Regions from separate parts of the Mus musculus genome. Here regions 1 and 2 are each linked to region 3. Evidence: chromatin loops called from intact Hi-C (ENCODE). Cell type or tissue: gastrocnemius. All regions are shown on one strand.

Evidence for each region. A loop is a pair of places that touch in the nucleus more often than their neighbours do. Peaks named below come from ENCODE experiments on the same cell type or tissue, not always from the same donor. Only the 100,000 strongest peaks of a DNase experiment are listed, where the experiment ranks them.
Region 1: a loop joins it to region 3, with 4 times the contacts of the local background. A loop is called at or near these places in 2 of 42 quality-filtered maps.
Region 2: a loop joins it to region 3, with 11 times the contacts of the local background. A loop is called at or near these places in 2 of 42 quality-filtered maps.

What each region holds. Positions count from the first base shown.
Region 1 is chr3:99,246,326-99,254,325 of GRCm38, forward strand. It overlaps Tbx15 (T-box 15), which reads left to right and starts at 7,435. Exons shown (of 8, transcript NM_009323.2): 1 at 7,435-7,760. The coding sequence starts at 7,556. In gastrocnemius, a CTCF peak has its summit at 3,858 (motif pointing right); DNase peaks (open chromatin) are centred at 3,845, 6,935, 7,412 and 7,748; H3K4me3 peaks cover 4,689 bases; H3K27ac peaks cover 7,774 bases.
Region 2 is chr3:99,927,524-99,935,523 of GRCm38, forward strand. All of the region lies in intron 1 of Spag17 (sperm associated antigen 17), which reads left to right. Among named protein-coding and RNA genes, the nearest start is that of Spag17, 46 kb to the left of the region's middle. In gastrocnemius, no CTCF peak of the experiment used is centred here; no DNase peak of the experiment used is centred here; H3K27ac peaks cover 1,163 bases.
Region 3 is chr3:99,861,510-99,869,509 of GRCm38, forward strand. No RefSeq gene overlaps it. Among named protein-coding and RNA genes, the nearest start is that of Spag17, 20 kb to the right of the region's middle. In gastrocnemius, a CTCF peak has its summit at 3,399 (motif pointing left); no DNase peak of the experiment used is centred here.

The DNA of each region.
Region 1 (8,000 bases), 620 kb before region 3:
TCCCAGCCATTTTAAAGGCTCATAGTTTTTTCCCCGGATGAACAACCAGAATTCTGGAACTAGTAATCTGCCCACTGTGTGCATTACCAGGGATGCTATGTGTAGAATGGTGAATCAGTGAATTGTTCCCATTTGATGTTGAGGCCACAAAGTACCTCATGAATCTGAGACAAAAATCAGAGCTCCCTGTGACTTAGTTTATACCATAACTAGCTCCTGCAACTCCACCTGGCTACAAAAGCAATGTAAGCAGAGCTCCAGCCATGCCTGACATTGACAGGCAAGCAGATCTAATTGTCCATCCCCTCTCCAGCAGCTGCACAGTTGTCCACTATGGAGAATTCTCATCCACTCTTGAATAATAGCTCATTCTCTGACGGCAGGGGAAGACAGAAATTTCTCAAGAGTGGTGGATCTTAGGAGTCCACCAGCCAGCTTTTGTGGGTGGGGTCGACTCCCACAATTCCACAGAGAACATTATGCTCCTATGTGGTTGTTTTACTGATGACAAATAGAATCTAAGCACTTCTGGCATGGGGCACGGGGTGTGTGTCCACCAATACATCAACATGTTATTGCCTCAAAGTGTGTGCTCACATTTAGCTGCTGGTCTTTGAGCTCCAACAGGGTTTAATGCTAGATACACTAGCTGTGCCCTGGGCTGCTTCATTTCTGAAAAGTTCATTTTCACCCAAGAAACCTGGGTGAGAATGAATCATTATGTCTCAAATTTCCTATAGAACAAGAGTACAGAGACTGGCACCACTTCCTCCTCCTCCTCTTCCTGCTCTTCCACCTTTTTTTTTTCTTTTTCTTTTCTTTTTCTTTCTTTTTTTTTTCCATTTTTGATTTTCCGAGAAAGTTTTTTTTTTTTTTTTTTTTTTTTCCTGTGCCCTGGCTGTCCTGAACTGGATTTGTTGATCGGGCTGGCTTTGAACTCACAGAAATCTACCTGCCTCTGCCTCCAAAGTGCTGGGATTAAAAGCCTGTGCCTCTGCACACAGCAGAGCCTGGCACTTCTTTATCTTTTCATCCAATAAGCCTTTAGATATCTCACCTTCCTCACATACATGAAGAAAGAAAGGAAGAAAGAAAGAGAAGTGGAGAGGAGAGGAGAGGAGAGAAGAGAAGAGAAGAGAAAGGAAAGGAAAGGAAAGGAAAAGAAAAGAAAAGAAAAGAAAAGAAAAGAAAAGAAAAGAAAAGAAAAGAAAAGGGAGAGGATGGGGGGATGGGGGAAAGGAAGGACTAAAGGGAACTGTTTAAGCACCTGCAAAACCACCAGCAGGGAGGAAAGAAGAAGACACTTTTTGGAAGCAAAGTTAGAATTGCTGGGAGCCCTGGGACCAGAAAAAACCCCCAAAGAACTTTCTGCCTCAGATGTGTCTGGCTCCTGGATTTGGCTTTTCTGGCCTCAGGCCTGCTGGCTCAAGCAAGAACCCACCCCACGTGATTGAAGGCAAGCAAAGCCTTGCTGCTCTCAGCTGGTCCTCCAGTTTCTCCTATTTATGCTTCCCAGTGCTTGGTAGGATTCTCCGGGCTTTGCCTAAAGCTAGAGCCTGCCCTGGGCAATTGGTGACTCTCACAAGCAGTGAGCCCTGGAAGCAGAACGCTCATTTCTTCCGTTTGTCATCTTCTATTTGAACCTGAAGGTGTCCCAGATAGGAGAAGGGGGTCAAAAGACAACAACATGGATTAAGTTTTAGATCAGGCAGAGCCTTGGCTGAAGTTTGGGTAAAGAGGTGCCAAAGGCAGAATGACCTCTGTAAATTCGGGACAGAGGAGTGTGAGGTCAGGATGTTTCCCTGCACGCCTGCGTGTGATGCTGTGTATCCTAGCAAAGTGTCATCTATGTTTAAGTCTAGAACGGGTGACTACAGGGATACATACAGTGCAAACATGTGCTTGTGAGGTGAGATAGTCAACCAGCTTCACGTACAAGCAGAGAGTAGAGCCTGGTGTTGCACACATTTGATTTGGGGTGCACACTGCCCCAAATCTGAGGCCCCAGTGCTCTCCTCTACCGTGACTTTGGCTGTGAAAACTGGTAGACAAGTTACACTAGCCTGTCTGGGGATTCTCAGACAGGTTTCCCTCTTTCACTTAAGGGCTTTGCTCAGGATGGAAGTTCCACTTCCTGCGAAGGGGAGCCCAAGGAAGGCATAAACCCCGCTGCTGGGTAGCTCCAATCAAGAGGGAAAGAGGAGCTGAGCCTGAGGGAACAGGATTTCCTCGCCTCTTGGGCGCGGCCGCAGCGAGCAGGGCCACAAAGGCCCCCTTTGTGGAGGGGCCAAGCTCCTGAGCCGACCTAAGTCAGGGAAACAATAGTTCAATGTTGCGGCCCGCCTGCCCGGCCTGCCGGGCCACACTGCGGCGGCGGCCGAAGGCGAGGAAACCGGGTGGCACTTTTTTATAGTCACAAATATAAAATCGGGGCTTTTCCCCCTTCACTCGCCTCTTGCCCCAACGCCGATAGAAAGCAGATAAATTTATGAAGGGCGAGCTAAGAGAATAATTACGGGGTGAAGGCCGTTAAATTTTATTTCAAGTCCCAAAGGCAAAACCTGCGATTTTATTGCAAACATCTGGAAGGACCGAGAGGTGGGCACGCTGCTGGGTTAAAATAAAAATAGACGATTTTTATTTCGCGAAAACAAAAAAACATCATTAAAGAACCTTTGCTCCCACTGACTTTTATTTTTAAAAAATCTGTGTTGGGGCAGGGGCGGGGCAGGGAGGGAGCGTTGGATAGCCAAGGACTCACGGCAGTGTCTTAGCTGTCGGTAACCAAAGCCAGCCTAGGAGACTGGAGGTGCGCGCTACAAGAGAAAAGAAAAGTGCTACTTTGGTCAATACTTGTCCTAAATTACTCTTCTTCCTCCCGCTGCAGCCTAGGGCTCCAGGCCACTCGCTTGTCACACCCCTTGCTTCTTTTACTTTGGAATGCCAGTCTGAAAGCAGAAGTGAAAGAGGTAAACACTGGCTCCAGTTTCCCAGACGATTTGATAGCTACCAGAATAAAACCTTAGGTCTGCCAGTCTTCTGTCCCCCGTCCCCAAAATAACTTGCTTATTCTTAGCTGCAAATTACTTAGATCTTCGCGGTATGGCGAAGGGAAACTGAGGTCCTAGCCTGTTAATCGACTTGCCTAAGGTCACACAGTTTGGGGTCCGAAGTAGGCCCGATCACCAGGCACACACCTCACCTTGGAGTCGCCATGATTTTTTCCCACCCCGTAGTCGCCTCATAATATTTTACACCTCCCCTGATGGCCAAGTTCATTACAATCTCCCTGCCCGCACAGAGTGTCCTTCCCACGTGTTTAGGGGCAGCCTAACTCGTCCTGCTGGCCAGCTATTCCTAACTTTGTTTTCAATTACTAACTCAAAATTATCCGAAATCAAAGCCGGCTGGTGGGTCACCTCCGCACGGAGGCATTAGCAGAGAGCGATTTAAGGTGGTATTTAGTGTGCAGGAGGGAAAGAAAATGTGCTCCGAGAATGTGGGTGGGGGTTCCATTTCTGGGATGCCTGGTTTTTCTTTATTCTTGTCCTGATGCTAGGAAATCTGTTTTTACCTTTGAAATTTTGCTGACTGGGCAGGGCCAGTTGGAGGAGGGCAGTCTTTGTGTTATCCCTTTCTTTCCTAACATCTCCCCCACCCCCTGTACAGGCTATGCCTAGATCTCATTTCCACATAGGTTTCTGCTGGTGTCCAGCGACTCCTGGGGAATCGTCTCTGGCTTTAACACACTCCCTTCCTTCTTGCATTCAAGCAGGAGCTGGGCTAGTTCCGGCTAGGGTTTTTTTTCTGTCAGTTTCAGGCCTGAAATAGACCCGCGGCAGATCCATAGCCTGTAGAATCAGCTCAGGTCACAAGGTGGAGCCTGTAGCTGGGAAGCCCTGAGAATGCCTAGACATCAGTCTCAAGCTGGGAGCCCCACTCTTTTCCCTACAAGCTAAAAGAGAAAGAAACGATGGTAACAGGATAATTTATGAAGACCTCTGAGTGATCAATAGAAGGAAAAAAAAATCATGCACACAGCCATGTCCACATTTTGGTTAACCCATCATCCTCTCTCCATTCTCTTGACTGTATCCTGTGTAACCAAGCCAAATATACCAAACCATCTTCTTCTATTTCCCCTGCACCTCTCCCAGGGACACAAATTTATACACTAAGGAGTACATACCCTTAGAGGGGTAGGTTAGATGAACTCCGATGGGGGGGGCACATTTATAGCCCCTCCCACTTTGGGGAAACTTCAATTTTCTCATTGTTTCCAAATCTGTTTGTCTTCACTTTCACAGGGTTGGTTTTTGTGGCTTAATTTGTGACTCTACCTGAATATGGGTCAGGGTGGGTGTGACTTGAAGAAGACATGAACTGATTTCAGAGTGGAGGACCCTGCTGGACATAAGCTTGGAGCAGGGGTGGGGCGGTGTGGGTAGGGTTGGTGTTGATGCTTACCTTGAAGGCACTGTTGCTGCTTCCTTTTCTCTGGGACATTTTGTCTGTGGCCAGCCATATGGGTGGGCTCATGCTGTCGGTCTAATGCTTGGGTTGGTGCCTGATTAAAAGAACTCTCTAAACGTTTTTAATTATATTTCTGTGAGTTTTCTCCTTCCCGTGTGTGTGTGTGTGTGTGTGTGTGTGCTCACACACACTTGTGCTCCTGCATGTACATGCATGTAGCATACATGCAGAGGCCAGAGGAGAACTTTGCAGAAATTGGTGCTCCTCTTTCGTCCTGTGGGTTCCAGGGATCAAATGCAGGTTGCTGGGCCTGAAGGTGGCAAGCACCCTAAAGGCTGAGCCATCAGTCCAAGGCCTCTTTCTGGACCAAAGTAGTGGGCAGGGCGGGGCAGGACTGATGTGAGCCCACAGAGGGTGTCTGTCCCATATGACACATCCATTTCTCAGTCCAAACCTGGCCTTTCAGAAAATAGGAAAAAAAAAAGTGGCTTTTAAAAAAGACAATGGGATGGAGGGAATAAATGGAAAAGTCTAGAAGGTGACCCACAGCTTTCTTCCTCATCCTGGTGAACTGTTGGCTCGTAGCCACAGGGTTCTGAGAGTCCCTATGAAACCAGAAGAAAGAGTCAGGCATGAGCTGCTGGAGGAGAAGAGATTTGTAGGGCTCCAAAGTGTCTTGTCTCCAAGACTTTTTGTAGGAACTCAGTATCCAGCCACAGCTCCAACAAGAAATGATGGTTGGTAAGGGCACCCTGACACTCATGTATTCCCTGAATCTGCCGGGACAACCGCAGATGCCCCTGGCTTTCTTATTCTTCCTGCCTGGGGACTTTCAAGTCATAGAAAGCTCCAGGAAGGCCCTGGAACCCAGGACTGACAGCAACATACCCATCAAGGAAGGCTCTTTTTATGTTTGCCCTGCCACCAGCTTTCTCTTGTCTAGGCTAGAGCATGATTTGAGGGAAATTTAAAAAAATAAAAGTTAGTCCTACCTCTTAAAAGGCCAGTGAACATTCAATCCATGGTTGTTGCTTCCAGCAGCAGAGGGCTCTTAATGATAATGGCAGGAACTAAATTTCCTTGGTTCTTGGGTCAGGCAGGGAAATGTGGCCTTTCAGAGGTGGCACAATGTCCCTTTCCTCCTTCCCTCAGCAGCTAGTTCTTTGGAGCCGCTCATAGGCTCTGTACTCCATCTAACTTAATTACTCAGACCTTGCTTAGCGCCTGGCTAGACTTATTGCTGGGCCTCCCGGTTGGTGCTAAGTTTTCCTCCTTTCCCAGCTTCATAGCCTCAGGATAGAATTATTTTGACCAGGAACTTTGGAATGGGGAAATGAGGCTTTTAGGCCTCTGCTCTGAAATAGGAGATTTTTTATTCTTTCTTTCCCTCTTTCTTCCTTCCCTCCGTTCTCTTTTTGGCCTCCGTATAAGTCTGCGATCTGAGGCCTTATGCCATTTATCCATGAGGATAAATAACTTGGTGAGCGGTTGGATAACAAAAATGGTGGGGGATGTTGTTTTAAGTTCCTAGGTTATCTGTGGTGAATGAACGGTCCTGAAAGCTTTAAAAGTGAGGCGTGGGAGCAAAGGGAGATCATTAGTAAGAGATGAGAGCCAAGTTCTGGAGATGAGGGGATTTGAAGAAATTTTGAAAAAGTTCCTTCCCAGCTATCAGAAGTCTTATCTATCTCCCCCCCACCCCCAACCCCGGCACCCGCTGTGGGTTCTTTGGAATAAGAGCCCGGGATAGGCGAAGCGCAGCTCAGAGTCTGCTGCGCTATGAAAGTTACTATTTGTGTGGTGCAGGGGCCCAGTCTAGCAGGGTAAGTTTGCAGACCCCGAGGCAAGCTAAGCGGCCCATGCAGGTCTCTTAACTCTCAGCGTGTCTGTCTCCTCCCTCCATCAGGTAGAACAAGGAGCGTGAAGTCCTGAAATGTTCAGTTATAAGGCCGAATGGCAGCAGGAAAATTTTTTGTTGTTGTTGTTTCGTTTTGCCTTAACCGGACCCGCTTAGAAAGTCATTGATCTGGAACACAGTAGAAACCTGCGTAGAGAAATTTGGGCAGATCTCAAAGCCCCTGGGGGCATGGGTGATATGATCAGAAATATCTTCTGCCTTTTTTTTTTTTTTTTTTTTTTTTTTTTTGAGGAGAGGGACAGGTTAGCATTTTGTCACAGCATCAGCTTCCCAGATCTGCATCTGAACTGAGTATGATAGCTAGCTCTATTAGATCCTGAGAGTTTGGAAGGAAACTGTATGGATTCGTATTTGGACTTGTAGAGTCTATAAGGGCGAAGATCAGATTTTGACTTTGAGCTGTCCCGACTGCCCTCCTCCTACAGAGAAACAAGTCGGGTGCCGGGAAGCCAGGGGTTAAAGTTGGCAGAGAAGCATCCTGGGGATGGCCAGCGCACAGCCTTGGCCCGAGCCTCAGTCTCTCCCTTCTCCCCATTGGCCCGAGCTCTCGGGCTTTCTCTTGTTCCTTTCTTGCCATTGGCTGGGGGCTGGCTTTCCTCCCCTCTGCCTTTTTCTGCTCCCCCTCCCTTTTCCCTCACCCCTCGGACAGGAGCTCACTGCCTACCCCCTGTTCCTCGGGAAGGGAGGAATTCAGGGGGGAAAAGTTTCCCAGAAGTTTGGATCAGGGAAGGACGGGAAGAACGAGTGGGGAAGGGGGAGAGGGAGGAGAAAAAGGAAGAGGGAGTGAATTTAAAAAAAAAAAAAAAAAAGAAAGAAAGAAAAGAAAAAAAAAAAAGAAAAGATGAAGTTCAGTCAGCAGAGTTTGTGAGCGCCTGCCCGGGTGGGTGGGGAGCTGGACTCAGTGCTCCATGCAACGGGCGGGCGGCGTTCCCCGCGCTAGTTCCTAGAGGCTGGGGCAGCTGGGGGCACCGGTCTGATCCGGCGGTCGAGGGCGGGGGAGGACACGGAGGGAGGGCGCAGATCACCCGCGGAGCCGCCGCCCCAGTTTCGGCCGCGGCGCCGCCGCCTCTCCAGGGCCGGGTCGGCGGGCGCTCGGAGCGTGCGGCCGCGGGGCTGCCAGCTCAGTAGCGCGGGCTAGAGGAGACCCGGGTGCGGGCGGCTAAAATGAGTGAACGGAGAAGATCTGCAGTCGCCCTGAGCTCCCGAGCACATGCCTTCTCCGTTGAAGCCTTGATCGGCTCAAATAAAAAGCGGAAACTGCGAGACTGGGAGGAGAAGGGGCTGGACTTGTCCATGGAGGCGCTGAGTCCCGCAGGCCCACTCGGAGACACAGACGACCCGGCGACACACGGCCTGGAGCCCCACCCGGGTGAGTGTGTCGGATCGGACGACGGGAGGCGGGTGGAGAAGGAACACCAGCCGGTATCCCCGCGAGTGGAGGGAGGCCCTGCCTGCTGACTCCCTGCCTCACTCCGACGGGGGTTCCTTTTTCTTGGCATAAATACCTTGAGCCTCCCTAAATTCGCCGGAACCAATTTGGGGGCCTGGCCCGAGCCTTGCATTTTAATCGCCAATTTCAAGGCCTACTTGCGTCCATCCCCCTTCTCTT
Region 2 (8,000 bases), 66 kb after region 3:
TGGAAAAAAAAAGGCACAAGTGGTTCTAACAGTCTGATCCTTGGTCCAGAAGCACCACGTTCACTCAGGAACATATTGGTCAAATACAAGGTCTCAGTCTGAATCCTAGACTCCTTGAGTTAAGGCAGGGTATACCATTCAAATGATCTGTGCTTTGGCAAGCATGACCCTCATGCAATCTAAGCTTTCAGACACACACTCACTAAGGTGCTGAGCACAATATAAGTGATACATTGCTGGAGAGGAGCCGGCAACTGCTTCAGAGGCAGGTGTGGCAACAGTGGGCTAGAGTGCTTAGGCAAAGAGTCACAATTATATCATATATATCACCTAAAGGGGGGGGGGCATGCTGAAGAAAGAGACTGGGCTGAGCAAGGCAGTGATCTGAGGAAACATCAGGAGGGCCTGGAGGAAGAAATGGAAAGGCCAAAATTGATATAATTCTATTTTAATTAAAATGCATACACATAATAAAGTCAAAAGGAAGGGGCAGTTTCAAGGGGGAGAGAAGTCACTGGCTACACCAATGACTTCTTGGCTACCCAAGAAAATGGGGAGAGGATCAGAAGCTGAGATAACTAGAAGACACAGAAATTTGAGAAACTAAGTTAATAGAATCAACTGCATGGCTTTTACTCTTTGTGGACAGACGTTTGTATTGGGCCATTTGAGGGCAGCATGACAAGTAAAGGACTCCATTGTAGGCATGTTGATTTGGAGAAGATGGGAGAGCATGAGAGTAGAAGATTTCATACCGAGTCAAAAGCATAATCTAGCAACTGCTCCAAGTGCAGAAAAAGAGTGATGTGTGCTGTGCTTGGCAGCCAACAAGGCATACCTACTACCCCTCTTGGCAGCCAAGGCTCAGAGAGGCAGAGAGATGGCAAGAGGCTGAGGTTGGGCCAACCTCTGTAACCAGTGCATCTGAACACAATGGGACTGCCACACTCGTGAGCTCACTGCAGCTTCAGCTACTTACACAAGGCTGAGCCTGGCAACATTATTTTCATGGAAGAGGGAAAGGTTTTTGTGCCTCTACCTCTCCATGAAAGACTGATGACAGTTAATGGTGCTGGAAGGAAGGGTGCCACCTTCTTCAGCAGTGTAACCACTGTAGGTTACCATTACCCACACTCCAGTAAATAACCACTTACCTATGCTCTTGTGGGCAACTGTAACTAAAGACAGCAGAGTCCAGTGCATAGTGTCTCAGCCTGAGTCTACTTGTATAGACCTACAAATAAAAGCCTACAGCGCTCAGGATATGATTCCACTAATGAGTAATAGTTACTCTGATACCTCCTAAACTGGAGGTGCTTATCCTAGACACATAGGGTGAAAAGATGAATTGGAGCACAGGTACTCTTACATGATACTAACCAATTCTGTGGTTGGATTTTATTTGGCATTGTGTTTTGAGTTCTATCCAGATAGTCATACATACATATATATTCACTCCATCAGTTTATGTGTAGCTTTGTTTTTTGTGATTATCTTTATAGCTTTCATTTCTAAGGTCATGCCAGATAAGTACCCTCCTAGAAAATGAATAAATTTATCATAAGTAGTGTAATAAACAATATGGAAGCTTCATACACTGATTTCTAGGTATGAATGTTTGAACATAGAGCAACTTTTCACCCTGCAGAGTCTGTGGCTGAATGAGGTTTGGTGCCTTAGGCTACCCACTCTATTTCAAAGCCCACTTCAGTGTTAGTCATTCCTCAATGGCTTTTAGTTGAATGAATGAATAAATGCATGAATGAATGAATGACTCTGATGAAAGCATTATTATTTTTCATAGATCTTGTTGTGAGTATTTAAATATTTTTTTCTAAAACCCTGTGGCTGGAATCAGGACTAACAGTCAGGGGTTTCCAATACTCTGTCCAGTGTTCTTTCTATTACACCTTTGAAAGAGCTATTGTAAGAGCTCTGTTAGGGAACCAATAGGAAAGGAATAATTATTATGAGTTACTACCCTGATATAGCCAATAAATGGAGCCCATGTACCTGTGTAATTGGAGAAAATTAACAGCCATAAGCAGATCTAGGGCTTGAGATTTATCATGATCATTGACTGGGTCTGCCTTGTGACATGGGCTATAAATGAGGCTCGTGTTGTAAAGGAGATGTGTGAGTTATGCGGGTGTGAGGATGGAGGAATGAGCCAGAAACAGTTCCAATGATTGGAACTGCTTCTGCTAAGGCCATGGGTGACCTGATTGCCCTGCCTGTGTGTGTCCCCCCACTCCTCCACCTTCAACCCTGCCTTGCCTCATGCTCAGCTTGCTTCTTTTAATCTCTCCTAGAAGAGTCCTTAAAAAGGATAGTTGAGCTGAACCCTGAAAAACTCTCAAGCACTCTTAGAAGAGAGGGCTTAAGGATTTCATTAGGCACCCAAACATCTTGCCAACCACCACCGAGACTGGTGGGAGGGGCTGGACTCCCACCGAGATTGATTGATCTTGACTGTCAATTTCGAGTCCTATCCCAGTTTCCCCACTTAAAGAAAAATCTGCCTCTTGATTACCTCCTCAAACCCTGGATCCCACACAGATGGAGAAGAAAAGATGGCCACCTAGAACAGCTCCGAGGAGGAACAGAGAATCCTAGTTCCCCTGATAAATTGGCCAAACAAGGGATTAGGCTAAGCCGATGAGATACATGCATTGCTTGCTTACTTGCAAACTGCTGTCTTAGTTATATGCTTATGTATTCTCTGTGGTTTATTCCATCAGCCGCATTTAGTAAGGGCTTGTTGAACTAAAGGGTTAACTCAATTTTTGTTGAATGGAGGCAAGAAACCAACTCAGTGACCCCAGGGGCCTCTTTGTTATTGCCTAAGATAGGTCACCATACATTTTCTTATATACCCATAGGGAAGTTAGAGATACCCCATCGGTCCCCATTTCTTTGGTAAAAATTCAACATTCCAGATGTTCTGGAACTGCCCTTGGCTCTTCTGTCTCACATTGTAATCTGGAGACCCATATTTTTAGATCTACAAACAGAATTCATAAATAGGCAAAGCATTTCTGTCCTGCTCACAAAACAGTAGGGACTGCAGATTTGTCTTCAAAATATTGTCATCTGCTGGAGATTTCATTGAATTGGATATAATATGATAGACTTTGTGACCAGAGTAGTCTTGGATCCTTGGGTTTGTCAGAAGTAACCTGGGGTATTGTATCCTCATTCAGACAGATGGAGGAATTAACTATGATCAGTGTTCTTGTAGCAAATCACAAGCTGGAGTGTCGGGGAGACCCTTGAACTAACTGCAAGAACATGGATTTTCCATGACCATTAACTAAGTAGCAGCTACAAGGACAGCCGCAGCATTTGTTTTGCTTCCTCTGGGTAAGCCTCCTGTGAAAGCACAGAATATGATACAAAGCTTAGTGGATAGGTAACATTTCAGATGAGGTTGGAGGCTGGATGAGTGGAGGAAAGAGCTACACTGGGTACAATTGCATCTTGGGAATCTGTCAGAAGTTTTAACGTGGAAGGTAGTGACTCAACCGTGAGGGGATCTGAGAGAAGGAGAAGGAGGCGCAGTGCCCGAGGAAGTAGTTGATGAAAGAGCATCGCTTTCAATGTGTGCTGATGAAAAGAGAGCCCTTTCTTTAGGGTGAGTCCCTGATTCCAATTTTACATTTGTGGAGCAATTAGTAGGGCTCTGCTTGGCCCTCCCCGGTCCTGTCTGGTAGAAGAATGTCTCTGATATGTAATATTTGTTGTTTGAAAAGCCAAAGAAACGTGTTTCTTTTTCTGAGCCTGCCTTACTTTTTATGTTCTGAAGTTCACTTTGGACCTCGGATTTTGCTCCAAGCAATAAAACTGGTTGGAGAGCGCCAGCATAATGGAGCTGTAATTGTAGCCAACTGGTGGGGGCGGGGAGAGTTAAGGTGTGTCGTGGTTTCTGTGGTTTCTCTGCAGAGTAGAATTCCCTGCAAAGCTTTTCCATGTGGTGTTTTAATAGCTGCCTTAAAACTCTCTGATGCATGGAGCAAAACTGAATTAGACTCATGTGCTAGATCGCTGGGATGGGCCAAGGACTCTGAAAAATGAAACAAAACAAAAACAAAAACACAACAAAACAACAACAACCAATCAACCAGCCTAAGCCAGAGGCTAAATCTCCCAAAGAAGATCCTAAGGATGTGTCTGAAGTTAGAACCACAGAAGCAAGCATCTCCTCTAGCCCATGTTTGCAGAACTTTCTTTGGAAAGCCAGCAACTTCCATTGTAGGTACTGATCAGATCCTTCTGTACAGTACTCAATAATGTACAAAATGAGGCTACATTATTTGTCCATCAGAGTCCCGCACCTTCCTTTGAAGGTTGCATTATTGTGTCTACTATTTTTTTTTTCAGAATGAGGAAACAGAGCCTTAAAGATTAGCACAAGGCCATTTGGGTAAAAGACTGCAAGGCAGAACTGGATACCTCTTGAGCAATGTGCCCTTCCCTTCTGGCAGCACCTCACTAATTTTAGAGATCATGTTTAACATTTATGAAGACAAGAGAAAGCAGCCAGCCAATGAGTGCACACACAGTACAGCTATTTGTAGGCTGCTGAGTTCTCATTGCTGAGAATCAGACATTCACAACTTTGTCGAGACATAAAAGGGGCTCACTCTCTCTCTCTAACTCAGATCTCAGTGTTCATTCCACAGTGCCAAGAGCAGCTGATAGAATAGCACACACTCAGTCAGCCTTTCCATGCCTAGCATGTGTTAAAGTTCTCTTTAGTGTGTGGTTTTGGCCACCTAGTTCAAGAAGCATTTATGGAAAACTGTTATATGGTAAGTGTGTGGGATGAATATGAAGCAGTCTAGATGGCATGTCCTAGAACCTTTTCTGTTGCAGAAAAGACCACCATTAGCAAGGCTCCCTCTGAACGAATCCAGGAATTCTGGGAATCTTTTTTTAATATGTGGGTACCCTGAAGAAAAATAAAGTGTTCCAGGCGATAGAGGCATGGGGTTTATTTACTTATGTAATTAGCAAATCAACCCTTAAGACCCCGAGTCTAATAGGTGGTAAACTTCATTACACCTTGAAGGCGTGGTGGAGCCAGAATTCAGCCCCAGGCCAGAAACTTCACTCTCTTTCCTTTTGTTCTTAAAAACTAGCCCTGAATGGACATCTGTGTTTTATATCTAGAGCCACAAAAATTAACCAGCTTAACGTGCTGTTCCCCCTCCAAACAATGGACCCATTTGCACTTTTGAGGCATAGAAACAGATTTCACTTGTAGTGAGAAGTTTTCTGGGGGACACCTCTTCACTAAAACCAAGTGCACACATCCACAGCTTAAAGCTGCCTCACTTATCTACAGTGCATTGTGTTATATTGTGTTGTGGTTGTGGTTAATGTTGCCTAATTAATTTCTGAGAGTTTATACAATATCCAAATTGACAGAAAGGCACCTCACGTCACAGTCTACTGTTCTCTCCTACAACTCTTGAGAGAGAGAGAGAGAGACAGACAGACAGACAGACAGATAGAGAGAAACCTAGGCACTCTCTTCCAGGGAAACAAATTATTTTAGAGTCATGCCATCTTTATTATTTTCAAAGAGAAAATTATCTTACAAACTATCATTCAAGTCAACACTTGATTTTGACAGTGCTATTATTGATATTCTGATATTGTTTTTCCTTGAATCAACTATAAGTTCACTGTGCCTGAAGCATCCATGTTAGGACAATGACATCTAAGAGCAGAAGCTCCACTCCATTAATATTCATGATGTCAGCTATGCGTATTTACTGCTAGAGAACGGTCTCAGTAGACTCTTTTTTTTTACTCAATCTTTTTAGCAATCCAGAGAGGTAGGTCTTGTTATTGCTGTCTTTCACTTCTACATGGAAAACAGCAATGTTGGGTCATTTACCCAGGCCCTCAACAACTTAGTCTGTCACAGTTTGAATCAAACCATGCTATCTTCCAAACCAGGACTCTTAATCACCCAAGGTGCACCAGTGTTCACCTCGAGAATGACTGCAGTGTGCAGGAGCCTCTTCACCTGTCGAAGGGGCTGCTGGAAGTGGCCTCAATTTGTAGATACTAGGGTGGGAAGAGAGAGAGGAGTGGACAGGAGGAAAGGGGAGCCACCAGCTTCTCTCACAGGGGTTCCTCTGTATATAGCTTGTCCTCCACTTAAAAATACATAAGATTGGTTTATACCTGGGCTAACATCAGAAATATGTACTCAGCAATCCATCCTGCCATGCTGTAGGATGCTATGGGAGGGAGCTGTAGGTGATCCATGGCAATAAACTCCCTTGTACTCTCAATTCTTTCTTAGAGATGGCCATGGCCTCTACAATAAAAATGTCCTCTAAGCCAGCCTTACACATTCAGCTCATCCTAAGGTGCTGCTGGGAAAATACCAACAGCCTGCTTCCAGGTAGAACACCCAACTACAGCACTACCTCTGTGGCAGACACAAACTCCTTGAAGCTCGACTTTGCCAAAGAGAGTGGTGGCCCTTGGTTCCCGTGTACCCCTGGATAAAGATGATAGACTAACATGAGTGGGAGGTGGTACTGCTGTCAGGACAGGTTTAGGCCATGAAGCCCTCTACTGAATTCTGGTCCTGGTGTGGTGAGCTGCTTCCTTGGGACATGCCCTCTCTCCCACTGTGGCACTTTTACTTGCTTCCACAATGACTAAAGCTTACAGAATTTCAGCTCCACAGAACTTGTGGCCTCTTCATAGCAGGTGAATGGAGGAGGAGCCAGGACATCATTTTGATGAGTATGGGAAAGAATGAGAAGGAGGGACGAGAGAAGGACTGGCTTTGGAGTTGATGCCGTTCATGAGTCCTGAGCAGTCTACTTCCTCCTACATCACGTGCTTACCCGAGTTGGTCTCAGGAAACGTGTATCACCAGGTCCCAAATCCTTGTAACTGACCCCTGGTAGAACTCACTTCAGGTCAAATCCAATGTCTTCTGCTCTTGGGGACTGAAGGAGTGCAGAATGTGTACCCCACAGATACCTAGTGTGCTACTTTCTCACACTTTATGATTCCAAGAGTCAAAGTCCTCAGAGTGTCCAAATGCATCCCCATGCCTTTTTTCTTTCTATTTTCTATTGTGAAAACATGATAGCCAAATGGTCTGATTCCTAAATAAGGATCCCTCATTGCAGTACACACTAGTATATCAAACTAAGTTTTATGAGAAATTATGAAGGCTATGTAATTAGAAGAGGGTCTTTGATACATACCTGCTTAATAAGGAGAGTCAGGTAAAGTCATGCATGGTCATTAATATTGTACTTGCTTATTGTACGACGTGTCTAATATTGAACCTCAACTTAGTTTACAGTTAAAAAATTCCTTCTTAACAGATACAACTGTAGCAGCCAGTTTGAGGTAATGAAAATATTTCTTCTCCTGGCCAAAAGCCCACACTAACACTCCTCCGCTGATGGAGAGCCAAGTCTTCTTTTGAAAGGAAAAAAAAAAAACTAGCATGAGAAAGACGTTCACGAACCCTGTCCATTCGATAGTAGGTGGTAAATCCACAGGACAGGAAGACCTTCCTTCCAGCTGAGCATTGACCCTTTATATTAAATGGCTCTCGGCAAACTCCAGCTTCTTCAGTGTTGTGTGGATTTTACTTAGGACTCTTATATGTCTTTTTCTAAGGAAGGTTCTCAGGTCAGTTCTGGGTAGAGGTCCACGGACATCTCCTCCCAAAACGTGCTATAGAAGGCCACCACTAAAGCAGCCTTCCTTTGTCCTTCTTGTATCAGCTGACTGTTCTTGCTAATAGAAGGAAAAAATCACAGACCCATTGACCAAAGGCTGTGTCCCACTTGCTAGTGAAAGAGTTGTTATAATCACATTAGAATATGGAATGCCTAGTGAAATTTGGAGAATTTTTAATATATGAAAGAAAAATAGTTCTAAATCTACCCCATGTCTGTGAGACTGGAGACTCTCTGAGCTAGCCAAGCCTCCCTGCATGTACCGAATGC
Region 3 (8,000 bases):
ACACTAGCAAGATTTTATCGAAAGGACCCAGATGTAGCTGTCTCTTGTGAGACTATGCCGGGGCCTAGCAAACACAGAAGTGGATGCTCACAGTCAGCTAATGGATGGATCACAGGGCTCCCAATGGAGGAGCTAGAGAAAGAACCCAAGGAGCTAAAGGGATCTGCAACCCTATAGGTGGAACAACATTATGAACTAACCAGTACCCCGGAGCTCTTGACTCTAGCTGCATATGTATCAAAAGATGGCCTAGTCGGCCATCACTGGAAAGAGAGGCCCATTGGACACGCAAACTTTGTATGCCCCAGTACAGGGGAACGCCAGGGCCAAAAAGGGGGAGTGGGTGGGTAGGGGAGTGGGGGTGGGTATGGGGGACTTTTGGTATAGCATTGGAAATGTAAATGAGCTAAATACCTAATAAAAAAATGGAAAAAAAAAGAACTATTGCTCTAGGCCTAACTTACGGTTTTTAAAATATATATATCACCTTGATTACTGAGTTGAATACTATGGAGCAAGAATGGGGACAAGACAAGGTGCTAGAAGGCTACAAGAAAGACAGAGGTGACAATGATTTGCACCATGGAGGTACAGAGGTTGCTCTAGTCTAGGCACATTAAAAGAAGCAGGGTATTGTTCTGGATTGAGCAGAAGACGTGGTTGAAAGAAAAGAGAAGTGGGACTGCGGAGTTTTGCCTTGAGAAACTAGAAGACCATTGATGATGTAATGTAGAAAGACAACGCTCAAATGCAGCTCAAGTATCAAGTTGTATTTTATGTAAGTCAAGCCGAAATGCTTGTTGAAACGCAGTCTGCAAAGTCTACAGGTGGGGCTGGGGCAGTCAGAGCTCAAGTGTGAAGAGTGAGCTAAAGTTTGAAACCCTGGAGACCTTGAAGGGACAGTAGGCGTTTCACCTGTTCCCAGGTACAAGGCCCCTGTCACTAGTCGCAGCCCTCCATAGATTTGTGGGTATCAGTCATGTAAGGGCAATGCCCCTAACCCCTCCATAGGTAGAGGATGTGACCTGTGTTCACATAGGTTCAAGACAGATCTCCATGTTAATAAGGTATCTAAAGGCCTGGAGGTTTAGTTCTTTCCCAGACACTCCTCCCTGCAAAAGATATTTAATCTCAGGCCCACCTGAGAAATAGGGCACAGTTTTATTCATCTACTTTCTGTTATGACAACAAATGCCTTAAAACTAAGGACTGAGACGGGCAGTGGTGGCGCACGCCTTCGATCCCAGCCCTTGGGAGGCAGAGGCAGGCAGATTTCTGAGTTCGAGGCCAGCCTGGTCTACAAAGTGAGTTCCAGGACAGCCAGGGCTACACAGAGAAACCCTGTCTCAAAAAACAAACAAACAAACAACAACAACAAAAAACCATGGACTGCCTCTTTTCATAGGGATCTGCCATAGAAAGTCACGGAGAAGCTCTTTGCCTACAGAGCCACTGTCTAATCTCCCGTAGAAGGCCTCTCTCTGCTCGCAGCCATGGCTGTCATCAAGCCAAGCGTGCTGCCTTCAAGCCAAGGTCTCTCCCCCAACCTTCTTGGGACCAGCCAGAGCTACCCCATTTTTCCCCTCAGCCTGGGCTACATCCAGCCCACTCAAGGGCCCCCACTCCATTCTCAGCTCTTCCAGGGCTCCCAGCAATACCTGGGTGTCAGAGAGCCTGAGAACCAGGAGGCCCCAGACTCATTGCAGGCCCAGGAATCTCCAAGCCAGGTCCAGCTGTCCCATACCTCAGACTGCACTTCCCCACTCCTGGAGCAGTGTCCCAACACTGGTCAGGCAACTGCTTGGGGTAAGTCAACTTCCCGGCATCCTGCCTCCCCAAGCAGCGGGCCCTGTGACAGAGCAGAGGCAGGGCCCAATAACCCTACAGTTTTCTAAAGAACACAAATTCATTTCCTTGACATTTCAGAGACCAGAAGCCCAAGATCAGACTCTTGTCATTGTTGTCTTCTTCTGGAATTGGAGTTGTTTTCTTCCTCAGTCTTCACATAATATTTCCCCTGCATGTGCCCGTGTTCTTATCTCCTCAGAAAGACACCAGTCACATGGTGCTGGGTCATCCCCAATAACATCATTGGCCCATATTTACCTTCATCTCCCAACACAGTCCCACTGTGAAGTGCTGGGTGTTAGGACTCTTCACACATGTCTTTTAGGGATGTGCTATGTAGCCCTTGATAGATGCCCTGAGGTAGGAGGGAAAAAAGAAAGGTTGGGGTCCAGTCATAGGTCAGAGGTTTTAACACATCCATAAACAGAAAACTGAGAGAAAACAATAGGAATAGAGAGTTATATGTTTCATATAATTAGTGGTGGCAACACAGGTGTGAAGACAACCATGCCGGGAACTTAAGGAAGTCGGATGAGGTGCTACAAGAGAAAGAAAAAGACAAAAGATACAGAAGAGTGAAGGCGTGGCTAGCAAAAAGAATTGGCGTAGTGATCTCAGGCAGCTCAGAGCCCAACTGAAGCCAGTGGTCATGACTTTAATGTGAGACCATCCCTATGCATTGATAGCTGGGTATATTAGAAGAAAAGGCTACTGTAACTGTATCTTATGAATGTCATCAGTGTACAGCACACACACACACACACACACACACACACACGCAGAGAGAGAGAGAGAAAGAGAGAGAGAGCAAATCCAATTATATATGCTTATTTATGCTCCTAAAACATAACTTCCCTAGATGCCTAAGATTCCCTTTCTCCTTGGAAACATTAACAAGTGTGACTACTCTTACTTCTATCATTGTGACCCACTTGAAAATGTCAGTCTGTTGATAATAGAGAATATTTCCTGCTTCTTATCTTTTAGAAGAAAGGAGTACAAATCCACAGAGACCCACAAAAACTACTTTACAGAATCCTGGATCCTATAGCTTCTAAGATCTACTGTTAAGTAACTATGGCCTTAGGAAGTGAGCTGCAGATAGCTAAGAGAACTGCATGTATGAACTTAAAAAATGCAAATGTTTGAGTCAAATTTATTCCTTTAGAGCATATTTTTATTAAGAAACTCATATACAAATATATAATCATACATAGTGTTATTACTTTAAACCCCAAGACTCAGATTATAGTTATATAATCTATAATCTGTGGCCAGTTTATGGGATTAATGCCTGCATGTCTCGGGGCACTACTGAAATGAAGACTATCATAAGTGAGACATCCAGCTATAATCCTTGATTACTTAGACATCAATATGGACAGCTTACTTCTGCCCCATACTCACCCCAACTCATATCCCTACATGGCAGCAGATATACTTGGTCAGCTATACATTGGCCTGAGCAAAGGACTGGGTCTATGTCTCTCTACCCAACTCACTGATTGTATCCATCAAAACATCTGGTATGGGACTGCCCTCTGGAGGCTTAGGAAAGCTTTTCCTTTTAAAGGCAGTCCACAGATTTAACCAGAAGCACTGAGGATGCTAAAGTTCAAAACCATCATCAGACTATCTAATTCAGCCTTCACGAATGAGGGATTGAGCCTGCAGAAATACAGCCATCTTCAGGGTGTCCATCCAGCAAGACCATCACCAGGAAAGTTACTGGACCTTTTTAAATGGAGGTGGTGGGGAGGCTTGGCTTGAAGTCATCTGCTAATACTCACATCATTCAGGAAAAGTGTTTACGTTTTAGTAGCATTTACTAAATCCCTAGTGTGGAGAAAATGATGAAATTTGAAAATATACAACTACATCTGGGTTGGGTATTGGTATTTTTCTCTGGCTGGAAGGACAGACAATGGCTGAGTTTTATCTTTCGGAAGAACTTCATGGAGAAGAAGGAGGAAAGAAAGTGTATCTGTAGTGGGATCAGAGGGTCCAAATTCTAGTTCTTCTCAGTGGGTGAGTTTGAAATCAAACTAAACATTACAGCGAAAACAAGATCAGGCGTTGGCTAGTAACTGGTTCTGGGAAGACTCTTATTTCCCTACAGAGGAAAAAAAAATGATTAAGGCTTTGCTGTCATTCCTTAGCAACAATCATATCAATAAACCAGTTTTGAAATGCTAAAACAGATTTTCTCAGATGTAAGTTGCAAGATGCTGTTTTGTATTGACTAAGCTGAGAGCTGTCGAAATTTCTTTGGATGGAGGATTGAGGCTGAGGGCTGCACTGCTTTCAAGGGGAGACTTTTCCCTCCTTGCTGGAGCTAAGCACTGTTTCCGAAATATCTGGCTGGATCTTAAAAGCCATTTGTGACAGGTGATAATTGATTATACATTGCCTTTTGCCAAAAACTCTAATGTCATTGCCATATAGAGACACAGCAGCAACACAGTGTGGTGTGTGTGTGTGTGTGTGTGTGTGTGTGTGTGTGTGTGCACGTGCAGAGGACTGGAACACAAATAGAGGGATTCATAAATTAAATTTAATGTTTCGTAGCTCTTCTTTAAACAAAGTAGGTGTGGAAATTATTTGAAGTTAAAATATATTTCTGCACAGAGTGGGTGCCAGTGACTGGGTGTGTATGTGGAAAAGGAAAGCAGAATAAGGAAGGTCATGTGTGGTGCTAACAAAATATTAAAAGAAGAAAAGGACATGCTGATATAAAAAGGGGAAATATAAAACACTGACATTTCAATTTCAAGCATGAGCCATACAAGAATATACTGATAAAAATTCAACAATAACAATTCTACATATACACACAAACATACAGTTATACAAAAAATAAAAACAATAAACTGGGAAATTGTCCTTGGGGGAGTTTTCACTGGATAAACTGTTCTGTGCTTCTCCAATTTACTGTAGTCATTTTTATTTCATTAAAAAGTCAAGGCCGGGCGTGGTGGCACACACCTTTAATCCCAGCACTTGGGAGGCAGAGGCAGGCAGATTTCTGAGTTTGAGGCCAGCCTGGTCTACAAAGTGAGTTGCAGGACAGCCAGGGCTACACAGAGAATCCCTGTCTCAAAACAACAACAACAACAACAACAATAATAATAATAATAATAATAAATAAAGAGTCGAATTTCTTCAATTGCTGAGAAAATATTCTGTGTATGTATGTGCCTAAATAAACATACAGTTATACAAAAAATAAAAACAACAATAAACGGGAAATTGTCCTTGGGAGAGTTAAAAAGGCTACATGCTAAAAATAATAAACATTATTATCATACTATCATATAAAATTAGTATCATTTTATAAAAATTGTGTTTCCTGTGCATGAATATTCGCATACAGATTATGAATGAAACTGAATTTCTCTCTAAAGATTATCAATGGTTTAGAAATCTCATAGAGAAAAGAGTTCTTAATATTATATTAACAGATATACATTTCCCCATTTGTATTAGTTCACAAATACAATAATATTTATGCCACAGACATTTATTTTCTACAACAGTACATGGACGGATGCATTTTTCCAAATTTTTCTTCTTCCATGTAGCAGATACTTGGAAGCTTTGGATAGACTCTTAAAATACTCATTGCCTACAAACCCCTTTTCTCCTCCCCAGCCCATGCTCCGTCCACTCCCTTTCGTCTTCTTCCCCATCTTTCTTTGTTGCTACGGCTGAAAGTGAAACACTGGTCTTTCCTAGTGCCTGGCCTGGCCCCCGTTCTGTGGTTATCATATGAGATACCATGATGCTGTAATTTTTCAAATGTTTTAGGGACTCACATTTACATTTATGGACAAACACAAAGGATCTTATGCGCTTACAGTATTCCTCCCCTTGCTTTCTGAGGAGAATCTTATTGCATAGCTGAACTGCCAAGCCCTTACTGTGCTGAGTGGAGTGACATGTTCTCCTTCTGTCAATGGTCAACCTGACAGAATCAAGAGTTACCAGAGAGATGAGCCTCTGCGCATGCCTGAGGGGGATTACCTTGATTATACTCGTTGATATGGAAGTCCTATTTTAACTGTTGGTGGGACCATTCCATGGGCAGGGGACCCTGGACAATATAAAATGGAGAAATTGAGCTGAACAATAAGTTGCATATGTTCATTCATTGTTCTTTCCTTCTTTAAATTTTATTTTTATTCTGTTTGTATTAGTGTTTTGCCCAAGTGCATGAACATACACTGTGTATTTACTTGGTGTTCAGACGTTCCAAGGGGATGGTGAATCCCTTGAAAGTAGAATTACAGCTGCTTGTAAGGCTGGTTGGTGCTGGGAACTGAATTTGGTTCCTCCAGAAGATCAGGAAGTGCTCTTAATAGCTGAGCCAGTTTCCCAGGCCCCTGTTCTCTGCTTCGTATAGCTGCTGTGACCAGATGCTTCAAACTCCTGCTGCCTCAAGGTGTTGCTTTCTTAAGTTGATTTTGTTTCATTCATTCCAGCAACAAGAGGCAGAGTACACGCCAACACATGCAAACACTGAAAAGCAGAGAAAAGGGAAAAGTGTATTCTACATGAGAACAAGGAAGCTTTACTATAACCCAAGAACAAGAGAACAAGCTCAGAGAGTAAGGAAAGAGGGTGGCAAATGGGGAGTGGTGATGGACTATTAAGAGGGACAGTCAGTCTAGAGTTTGCTAGAAAGATAAGTAAGGGAGACTCTGAGCTGTTTTCTAACTATTTAAGCATTTCCCCTTCGCTATGTGTCCAAGAGCCCTTTAGAAAAAGCATTTTGATGTGTTTTAGTGCTGTCTGGGGGTCACATTGTAGCTCGTGGAGATACTTCACTGTGCCTTTTAGACTTGGCAAACTGGCTTGGGCTGTGACTGTATGCTCCCGTTTCCTAAGGCCTATGCTTGCCTTCTTTTAAAGAAGTAGGCTTAAGACTGCTGCTTAGCCATGACACACCAAGCTTGTAGGATTCACACTGGGGGCTGGTGCTTCTCTCTCTTCTTGACAAGGGAGGCTTGCTGTGTTTGTAGATATTTCCCAGTTTCACTCGGAATTCAGAATTTTGACTTTTCGTTGTCATTAAAATCACAAGGAGAAAGAGAAGGAATAATCACCATAACTATATATCTGTTTGTTGTTTAATATAATTATAACTATTTGAGAAAGGAAGAATCTATAAAAGAAGTCTCCAGAAAGATTGTTAAAATATGACATCAGGTAGGTACACTGTCCTCTCTGGCTTTGCAATATGTCAAAAACAATGGTGACACTGAGATTTTTGAGTAATAAGTTGTTGTCATTTTGTCCAATTCACAGACCTCAGGCATAAAAAAAAAAAAAAAACAATCTCCCACATTACATCGGACAGAACTATTTGGGACTAAGGCCATGTCACTGCCCTGCTTTAACAACTTCTGTGTCACATGATCATCCCAGTGCTGCACACCCTGGACAGATAGCCCCGTGCACATGATGGCAGGATCAGGGAATGACGTCAGGGAATCTGTGTTTGAGGAAGAATGAGCTATCCGTGTGTGCAATTCTATGTGAGAAGTTTAAGAGGTACGTCTGTTGCCACATTTCAGCAAACCATTCTCCAATAAACAGACCAAACACTTGGCATTTCTGTGTGTTAGTGCGCATTTTATGGATAGCTTTTGTCAGTCTAAGCATCAGCAATAAATACTATTGTAACTGCAAATGATAAAAGCTTCAAGGATATCTTCTGGTATGAGCTGACATGTCTGGACAATTAATTCCATCTCTCTAAGGTGTTTATATTACACAGCACCAGCCAGTCACTGAGACAATAAGGACCTTTTGTTTGATGTACCTCAATCTGTACATCTGCTTCAATTCCTCCACCAGATGTTCTTATTTATTTATATTCTTTCCCTTAAGTTTGAGATACTCCTACTCTGGGTGAATTTGTATTAATACAATAAACTATATTATACAGGATGTCAAGTAAGCTAGTGTGTTCGCCAAAATTAAGTGTAACTGCCTTAATTAACCCAAAAGTGGTGTGATTCTAGAATTTTCCTATCTACACACAATGAGCTCTTATTATTCTTTTCTAATTTATACTAGCCTTTTGAAATTTGTGTCAGCTGCTACAAATTTTCTAATATAATCAGTCCAATTATGTCTATCAGCGGTCA